Regions from separate parts of the Homo sapiens genome. Here region 1 is linked to region 2. Evidence: read pairs that join two places in POLR2A ChIA-PET (ENCODE). Cell type or tissue: A673. All regions are shown on one strand.

Region 1 (5,000 bases), 540 kb after region 2:
GGTCGTACTGGACTTGTGGCAAGCTGGAATGTCCCCTTGTCACCAGTGGCGTGTTAATGTTACTAAAAAGCAAGGAAAATATAATTGAGTTCTCCCTAAATCTACCTGTGGCATGAAAAAATCTCTCAGGTTGCATCATGTCCAGAAATAACTATGGTGGGGCCTAATGGGAGTAATTCCCTGGCTCCAGGTATTTGGAGGAGGCAGGCAGCACTTCTCATTGGAGTGATTTGGAACCAAGGCAGTACATTTTCCTGCTGTTCCTGAACAATCTGAAGTTTTGCAGATCCTTGGAGAAATAAAAGCCACAGTCTTGGAACCTCCCACCTTCTTTTGGCCTGAGTCCTTCTCATGAATTCAGCAACCAAAATGGAGTCATGGGGACGGGTGGGACCTGCCGTGATGGTCCCACCTGCATTACCCCCATGGCAGACTAGGGTGGTGTGGCCTGTCTGGGAATGTGGTCTTTCTCTCTGAGAACCCAGCTATGTGGTTAGTAACTCAGGATTGTGGCCCTGTGGTTACTGTGCACTAATCAGCCCTCCAAACACTGGAGGAGCACACCCTGGTGTCTGCACCGCTGGCTGTTTTCAAGAGTGTTGTTCTCTTCCACCAAACAGCCTACACTCAGCCCTGCACTCAGATTTTGCTTTATTTGTTGATGAAGCTGGAAAGAGTCCATTTGACGTGTAACCTGGTCTCCGCTAAGCGGTTGTTCTCTATTCTTGTCAAATGTGAAGGCTTCCCAAGCCTGGTTATGCATTGTTGGCTGCCAAAGAGGGCCAAGTGTTTGAAAGTGAATACCAGATTAGAGAATTCATAAATGAAGATGCAATAACCCATCACACAATTAGAGTGCAGGATCCCTTTCCCACAATCAGAGTAACAGAGATGGGACTAAGGAAGTTGTACAGGCCAGAGAAGGGAGGGGGCTGTGGGGAGAAAGAAGGAATAGCTGGTTAGAATGTCCCTGTGTTTCTCAAATTCTGCAGTTTCCTAGCGACCCCTCCCTCAGGAGTGTAGCGAGGCCTGGCTGGTGTTTGACAGCGTCACATATTTTAAATTAAAGGCAGAGTGAATAAGGAGAGATGAAAGGTTTACTGCGTTTGGATCGTGAGTCTTTCAGCCAAGATCGTGTCTTAAATTTTGTATCTTGTAATATCGTATCTGTGGGATTTCGTCAATAATGCTGACAAAATCTGAAGTTGTACAAAGGGATAGTGGGAGTTTCTCATCAGAGGTCATAGATTTTGGTGGGTAAGAGTGCTGCTTGCTTAGAGGGGTTTTGGCAGCTGCCTTCAGGCAGTGAGAAACTGTTAAGGTAGGAAGGAGAACAGACAACTTCGGCTTAGATGAGAAATTGTGAGCACTTTCCAACAGTGACATCCCAGTACTCTGTTTAAGTGAAAAGCTGAACTCTCTTAAAACTCTCTTGCCATGCCTCATGTCATCATTTCTCCAGGATTGGAATGTGTGCCACTCCTAGAAAGGATTATTGGCAGAGTTTCAATGTCTCTCTCCTGTCTTTCTTTTCCTCTCTTCATTCCATGTGAATATACGAAGGAAGGTGGCTCCCCACCCAGTGCTCAGAGGTTGGGTGGAGGCAGCACACAGACAGGTAGTGACCCTTCAAGCATGGGGAGGCCAGAGTTCAGAGGACGGTGTGTGGGCTACAGCCAAAGAGGAGCGAGGAGCAGGGAGGCCTTTTGGAACAGAAACCCTGAGCCACACTTGAAGAATGATGAGGTTCCCTAGATGAGTGTGTGGGGGCAGGGGTGTGGGGGCAACCCCAGCAGAGCTGTGGAGATGGTGATGGGAACTTCCCAGAGCAGGAGTGTGGGGTTGCTGTGCTAGGAGAGGGCTGTAGGAACACCCAGAGTGGAGACACAGGCAGGGCCAGTTCGGCGGGGGCAGGCACCCCTCTGCAGAATGTGGAAAGGGCCTGGTGATGAGTATAGCTGAGAGAGGGCAGCCATGCACTTTTTGGGGCCCGCTGGGGTGCTCTGAGAGGGAGGGATGGAAGGTTGCAAGCCTGGATTCTTGAGACCTGGAGACCAGGGAACAGAGTGACCTTTGTCTTATATCATAAGGGGGTTGCAGTTGAGGACTAACGGATGCCGATGCCTCGAGAGGGTTTGGGGTGTGGGAAGAGAGGCCCCCGCCTCCATCCTGCCTCGCGGGTAGAAACATGAGCGGGAATGAGAGTGGTTCAGAAGGCCATCCTCCCGCAGGCAGCCTCACTCACGTACCTCAGTCTCTCCTCGGAAAAGTGTGTGCATGGGATTGTAATATCGCATCTATGGGAAATGTCAATGTTGACAAAATCTAAAGTTGTACAAAGGGATGGTGGGAGTTTCTCATTGGAGGTCATAGATTTTGGTGGGTAAGAGTGTTCCAGCCCGTATAACCCCACGTGCACACTTTGCTGAGGAGAGACTGAGGCACGCCAAGGAGTGACTGCACCCAGCGCAGGTTCAGCAGTGGCCAGGACGATAGTCCCCTTCAGGATTTGGAGTGAGGAGAAAAGGATTTATGGGGCTGACATTTGTTTTCAGACCTAAACCATTCCTGTAAAATTGCAACCTAATTGCTCAGTCTGGCGGTTTCCTCTTCCTGGTAGTGGGTGAATGGAGGTGGGGGGAGCGTCTCCCCTCTTTTTTGGATAGATGTTAATATTTTGCACTGCTTTTAGCACCTGGGGAAAACCCATTAAACAAACGTCCCCCCCTCCCATTGCTGCCTGAGGCAGGGGCATGTGACCCACACACCCTACTTTACTCGGAAACAGTGACTTTGCAGCAACCCTAAATCCTGCTGTGAGCCCCGCCTGCGCTGGTGCTGTGTGATAAACTGACACCTCCCCCTTCTTCTCTGTGGAAGACTCTCTTAATGCTGTGAGCCCCGCCTGAGCTGGTGCTGTGTGATAAACTGACACCTCCCCCTTCATCCCTGTGGAAGACTCTCTTAATAGTGTAGTTTGATTTCAAATTCATTATGAATAGATTTTTTTTTTTGAGTTGGAGTATCGCACTCTCACCAGGCAGGAGTGCAGTGGCGCAATCTTGCCTCACTGCAACCTCCGCCTCCTGGGTTCAAGTGATTCTCCTGCCTCAGCCTCCCAAGCAGCTGGGACTACAGGCATGCGGCACCATGCGCAGCTAATTTTTGTATTTTTCGTAGAGGCAGGGTTTCACCATGTTAGCCAGGATGGTTTCGATCTCTTGACCTCGTGATCCACCCACCTCGGCCTCCCAAAATGTTGGGATTACAGATGTGAGCCACTGTGCCGGCCGAGGGTTTTTTTTTTTAATTTTAAAGAGCTGGATCTATGTGAGCCCCTCGCGGTGGTGGTTGCTGTAATCCTCCTCAGTGATACGCTCCCGTGCTCAGTTCATCAGAACACTCCTGGGTGCGTGAACTCTTTTGAGGTGTGAATTGTTGCACTGTAACTCATTCCTCATTACCACGGTATTGCTGACGTGGCATGTAAGATGGGATGTCTTACAGGCCAAGACGGAACCTCCCCTCAGTCCTCCCTGTGAAGCCAGCCGCTGTGGCCCTTGGTGCCCTCTGAGGAGCCATCTATCCCAGCGGCCCCCAAGGGCTGTGTGGGGGATGCAGGCACAGACTGAATGGGATGATTTGTCCCAAATGCAGCTTTTCTTTCCTTCTCTAGAGTTTCTCATCACCAGCTGGGTGGCTGCAGGAAGGGTGTCTGAATCCTTACCAATACCCATGAGGCCAGGGATGGTCAGGCCCCCAGAAGGCCTCTTAGTACTCTTCTGGCCATCTGGGGCCATCTGTCCTATAGCATAGCCTCTCTGTCACATCGCACTCACCATGTGCAGGTACTTCTAAATGCAAGTGCGCTGGAGAATGTGTGTGTGTGTGTGTGTGGTTATGAAGGAAAACAGGACCTTCGCTTGTCGTGGTGTGTACAAGGGCAGGCGTGTGTTCTCCGATGTTATATGGATTTTGTGGCCCTGAAGCCGTCAGCCACTTGGAGTTTTGGGGGGCTCTGCCTCTTCCCCGAAGCTCTGTTCTGTGGAGGCCACAGAGCCCAGCGTCTGCATGGCTGCTTATTAAATTCAGTGGGCCACTTGGGTCTTGTGCACCAGGGATGGAGCCACTGGCTTCTGGGTTGCCTCTGGAGTTGCTGGCTTTTGGATAGGGAGGTAAGGGAGAAAGTAAAACAGGAATGATCTTAGAGAAGGGACTTTCATAAGGGTGTGTGTGTGGCGGGGGCGGGGGTGGTTGGGGGGAGGTAGGCTTTCCTTTTTTCCCCCAAGCTAGTCTCTCCTGAGTGTCACAAGAGCCTGAGTGTTGGCTGGGAGGCATCTGTCTTCAGGGCCTTCCTTGCTCCAGTCTCCTCTTCTCTTGGAAGTTCCTCTTTCTGCCAGAGCATCAGCTCAGGACAGCCTTCCTAAGCCCCCATCTTCCTATATGTGGGGTGCCCCGAGCCCCATCCAGGGCACCTGCGCTTTCTGGTTCGGGGACATCTCATGCCTCAGCACTGTTGAGAGCAGCTCAGCCTGGCACTTTGTGGATGTTTGAGTCAGTGGAGAGGATTTTCTGGATTATCAGCAATACTTCCACCAGCTCCTTCTTCCTGAAGCCCCCGCGACACTTGTGAAGCACACACCCTGCTTTTACTCAGTGGCCAAATGCCGCCGCTAGCGACGCATCAGTCATTCGGTGTATTTCGGGCTCTCTCATAATTTTATGATGAGTTTGCTGTTCGTTTGTAGTCTGTTTCTAATCTGGCTCATTAGGAATTAGCAAAACTTGTCTCTTGCTCAAAATAGATTGTGTTGCCAGGATTCAAAGCCAAATTCTGACTGCAGATATGCTGCGAATTTTTCTGTTTCTTTAGACTTTTTTCTTTCCTGTCCTATAACCTGTTTGTTAGTGGGGTAGAAAATCCACAAATTTAACTCTTACTATTTTATTTTTTAGAGATGAGATCTTGCTCTGTCACCCAGGCTAGAATGCAGAGGCGT
Region 2 (5,000 bases):
TTTGATTAATATCTGTCTCTCGGCCAGGCTCGGTGGCTGACGCCTATGATCCCAGCACTTTGGGAGGCCGAGGCAGGTGGATCGCTGGCGGTCAGGAGTTCAAGACCAGCCTGACCAAAATGGTGAAACCCCACCTCTACTAAAAACACAAAAATTAGCCGGGCATGGTGGTGCACACCTGTAATCCCAGCTACTCGGGAGGCTGAGGCAGGAGAATAGCTTGAACCTGGGAGGCGGAAGTTGCAGTGAGCCAAGGTCACACCATTGCACTCCAGCCTGGGTTACAAGAGCAAAACTTCATCTCAAAATAAACAAACAAACAAACAAAAGCAAAAACAAAAACCTGTCTCCTTCTCTAAACTATAAACTCAAGCCAGGGACTGTATCAGTTTTGCTTTCCACTGTATTTCTACCCACAGATACAATGTTCACTCATAGTAGAAACTCACATTTTTATATACAAATTTCTTTTAGGCTAGGTGCGGTGGCTCATGCCTATAATCCTAGCACTTTGGGAGACTGAGGTGGGAGGATTGCTTGAGCCCAAGAGTTTGAGACCAGCCTGGGCAATACAGTGAGAGACTCACTTCTACAAAAATTTACAAAATTAGCCTAGCATGGTGTGCAAGTCTGTGGTCCCAGCTACCTGGGAGACTGAGGTGGGAGGATCACTTGAGTCTAGGAGGCGGAGGTTGCAATGAGCCGTGTTCACACCACGGTACTCGTCTGGGCAGGCAGAGTGAGATTCTGTCTCAAAAAAAGATGAAATAAATAAAAATTTATTTTAGAGATTTCAGTCGATCATAGGTAAGTTAATAAGTTGTCCTTCAATTAGTCAAATTGACAAGAAACATTTGTGTTCCTGGCCGGGCATGGTGGCTCATGCCTGTAATCCCAGCACTTTGGGGGGCCGAGGCAAGTGGATCACCTGAGGTCAGGAGTTTGAGACCAGCCTGGCCAACATGGTGAAACCTCGTCTCTACTAAAAATACAAAAATTAGCTAGGTGTAATAATTGTACATGCCTGTAATCCCAGCTACTTGGGAGGCTGAGGCAGGAGAATTGCTTGAACGCGGGAGGCAGAGATTGCAGTAAGCCAAGATCATACCACTGCACTCCAGCCTGGGTGACAGAGTGAGACTTCGTCTCCAAAAAAAAAAGTGTGTTCCTTAAATTCTATAATAGAGACTTTCTGTTTAGCCCAATGCAGTTTCAGACTAACTTTGCTGCTATGTGAGGTGTCAATATGAATTTTTGGCCAGGTGTGGTGGCTCATTCCTGTAATCCCAGCACTTTGGGAGGCTGAGGCAGGTGGATTGCCTGAGGTTAAGAGTTCAAGACTGGTCTGGCCAACATGGTGAAATCCCATCTCTATTAAAAATACAAAAAATTAGCCAGGCATGGTGGTGTGCACCTGTAATCCCAGCTACTCGGGAGGCTGATGCAGGGGAATGGCTTGAACCAGGGAGGTGGAGGTTGCATGAGCTGAGATCACGCCACTAGACTCCAGCCTGGGTGACACAGCAAGACTCCGTCTCAAAAAAAAAAAAAAAAGAATTTTTGGTCTGGGCTGGGTATATAATGAACACCTTTCTAAAATATGCGACTGAGAGCCAAGTTGAAGCACAGACTAATCTTTTAATCCGTACACTTAAACACCCATCTGGGCAACAGCAAAATCAGAAGTCTGCCATGCTCAATACATTTTCTTATGCCACCAAGACATTTTAAACATGTAAATAAAACAAACAGAAAGGTGGTAATCATATCCTTAGAAGCTGAATCTTGAATACAAAAACTTTAAATTGTTCCCTATTTCATCTTTATTCATTGCTTTAATTTTCTTCCATTTGGCCAGTCTCTTGCTAAATTAACATTACAGTCTGATTTTCTGAGTCTGTCATTCTAAGAAATTTCAGCTGGTTATTTTTACATTTTATTAAAAAACTTTTTTTTAAGACATGGTCTTGTGCTGTCTCTCAAGCTGGAGTGCAGTGGTGTCATCATGGCTCACGGCTGGCTCAACCTCCCAGGCTTAAGTGATCCTCCCAGCTCAGCCTCCCAAGTAGCTGGGGGCACAGTAGTGAGCCACCACGCCCTGCTATTTTTTAAAAAATTTTTGTAGAGATAGGGTCTCACTATGTTGCCCAGGCTGGTCTTGAACTCCTGGGCTCAAGTAATCCTGCCTTGGCTTCCCGAAGTGCTGGGATTATAGGTGTGAGCCACCATGCGTGGCCTCAGCTGGTTAAACACTTCCGCACCTTATACACATTTTAGAGATTTATCATTGTGGTTCAGAGTAACAGAATATTCTGAAGTTTCTTTCTTTTTTTTTTTTTTTGAGACGGAATCTCGCTGTTGCCCATGCTGGAGTGCAGTGGCACGATCTCGGCTCACTGCAACCTCCGCCTCCCAGGTTCCAGTGATTCTCCTGCCTCAGCCTCCCAAGTAGCTGGGATTACAGGCATGCGTCACCAAGTGGGTCCAGCTAATTTTTTAATATTAGTAGACACAGGGTTTCACCATGTTGGCCAGGCTGGTCTCGAACTCCTGACCTCAGGTGATCCGCCCGCCTCGGCCTCCAAAGTGCTGGGATTACAGGCGTGAGCCACCACACATGGCCTGAAGTTTCTTTTTGCCATATATTGTTTAGGTCTATTCTTACTGCCAGGTCCTGATCCTGTTTGTTGCTGCTAGTTTATTGGGCAGAGAGAAGCAAGAGTCTCGTAACTTTGGCTGGGAACATTTAGTTACTCCTAACCACAGTTCCGTCTTTACCTGGTACTGCAGGAATGAAGGCAGACAACAGAGTAGGGATAAAAGCAGGAGCTCTGCAGCCAGAATGCCCAGGTTAAAATCTGGCTTCCTCGACAACCAGCTGTGACCCTTGGCAAGTGACTTAATCCTTCAGTGCCTCGGAATCCTCATCTGTGAAATGGGGTTAAAAATACACTCCCCTCAGAGGGTTTTTGAGATAAAATAAGTTAATTTTCATAAACCACTTGGAGCAGTTTCTAGCCCATGGTAACTATTACCTACATGCTTATTAAATATCCTTATTTCTTTTTTGGAGGTTTTTAAAAAATATTTTTCTATCTCCATGGCTACACCCTCCTGCTAGAACCTAAGGATACTGAATCTATGGAGCATATTCAAGACCTGTGACTATTCCATGTCAGATATGGACGAGTAACAGAGCGTTGCTGCGCATTAAGTATGTCGTCTACAAAATGGTGCAAGTCCTGCATGCCTACCCTTTGGAGAAAAGAGTGCAATCTCTCTGCGCTAACCCACAAACACACACAAAACCTTTCCAAATCATCCTGTCAGAGATGTACTTTCACTTCAGAGAATAATTCTGTCCAACTTAGAGATTTTGTTGTTTCTGGTAATATACCACAGCATCTCACCTAAGAGTTTGCTTATTACAGATCAGAACACATTTGAACTCTAGGCTTTACGTGCAGAACACACGGAAGGTGATGCCATCAGGCTACTACCAAAGGACCCTTCTTCCAGTGTCTCAAATATATGGATTTTATAAATAAGAAACATTTCTGATTAATCAGCATTGTAGGTTCAAGTAAAAAAAAAAAAAACTGGCATAGAATTCTAGTCTTCCTACTTAATTTCCTAATGATTCTTGGTGTCCTTGTCAGAAAATTATTATTTTTTTCTTTTTTTTGAGACAGTCTCGCTCTGTCTCCTAGGCTGGAGTGCAGTGATTCGATCTCAGCTCACTGCAACCTCCGCCTCCCAGGTTCAAGCGATTCTTCTTGCCTCAGACTTCTGAGTAGCTGGGATTACAGGTGCCCGCCACCACGCCCGGCTAATTTTTATATTTTTAGTAGAGATGAGGTTTTGCCATGTTGGCCAGGCTGGTCTTAAACTCCTGACCTTGGGTAATCTGCCTGCCTTGGCCTCCCAAAGTGCTGGGATTACAAGAGTGAGCCACTACACCCGGCTGAGAAAATTATGTTTTGAAGTTCACTTTACTTTGAACGAGTCCTTTATCTGGAATTGTTCAATACATAGTTTGAGTTTATTGAACAGTCCAGTTCTTATGCCCCTTGGAGATTTTATAGTGGGGTCTTTGAAGGAAGTGCAAAGTAGGATCTCATCAAATGACTCTAGATGGTGAAATATATGTGGTCTCCAGTCAGCAACTATCAATCTTGGATGTACAAACAGCATTAAATGCCATCAATAATCCAAGTGAATACTAAGGGAATCATGATTCAAAGTAAGCTAAACAGAACCCAAGAACAGATAAAAATGCACCTTCGTTGGGGACAGTGTGGCCTAGGTAACCGACGGGTTATTGCCCTGATGAGAGGTGAGAGAGACACACCATCCCAGGACAGAACACTCACCCGCCTGTCCTCAGAGATGAAATGAGATGCCAACACTTTTTTTTTTGAAACTAAATACATTTTAATAGAAAACAAAATACAAAATAACTCTTTTCAGAAAACAGAAATATTTAATCCTTTTTCCACAAATTAGAACTTGCTTTATCCTCAGAGCATAGTTTGATATGCGTGCGTACATACTTACGATTTGTTTCACAAAGTGTTCATTAGACTGGTATTGCAGTGCAGGACGTGGGAGCAGTTCATTGCAGGAGAAAAAGACGTGGAAAAAGCCACACCTCTGAATGGTCATTCAGAAATTCAACATTTTTCTAATTCTATCTTGTTACTTATTACTCCAAATTATTCTTTATCATAATCTTTCTTTTGAGGGGAGAGAATTATTAAGAGAAGTGCAGCTTTGGAAAGAATTTTTCTTTCCCACCATCACTGCAGGAGCCCAAAGTGTTCTCAATCAAACCCACCCACCCACTTCCAGAAACATGTCAGCCAGGGTGATCAATCTGTCACCCGAAATTTCCCTTTCTCCCAATACACTGTGCTACCAAATTCTCTGAATTCCCTGAACCTCAAAATTCCAAGTATCAAAACCAGTGCCAGGAGTCAAACCTGAAAGATTAAAAGCAG

Evidence for each region. ChIA-PET counts read pairs that join two places held together with the same protein. Peaks named below come from ENCODE experiments on the same cell type or tissue, not always from the same donor. Only the 100,000 strongest peaks of a DNase experiment are listed, where the experiment ranks them.
Region 1: POLR2A ChIA-PET joins it to region 2 with 5 read pairs; 2 of 35 experiments call an interaction of 5 or more read pairs at or near these places.

The regions. Positions count from the first base shown.
Region 1 is chr1:230,124,381-230,129,380 of GRCh38, forward strand. The region is part of intron 1 of GALNT2 (polypeptide N-acetylgalactosaminyltransferase 2); the gene reads left to right. Among named protein-coding and RNA genes, the nearest start is that of GALNT2, 60 kb to the left of the region's middle. RefSeq lists silencers at 1-136, 2,795-2,874 and an enhancer at 2,622-2,916. In A673, no CTCF peak of the experiment used is centred here; a DNase peak (open chromatin) is centred at 2,861; H3K27ac peaks cover 3,426 bases.
Region 2 is chr1:229,588,702-229,593,701 of GRCh38, forward strand. It overlaps TAF5L (TATA-box binding protein associated factor 5 like), which reads right to left. Exons shown (of 5, transcript NM_014409.4): 5 at 4,433-5,000. Among named protein-coding and RNA genes, the nearest start is that of ABCB10, 32 kb to the left of the region's middle. In A673, no CTCF peak of the experiment used is centred here; no DNase peak of the experiment used is centred here.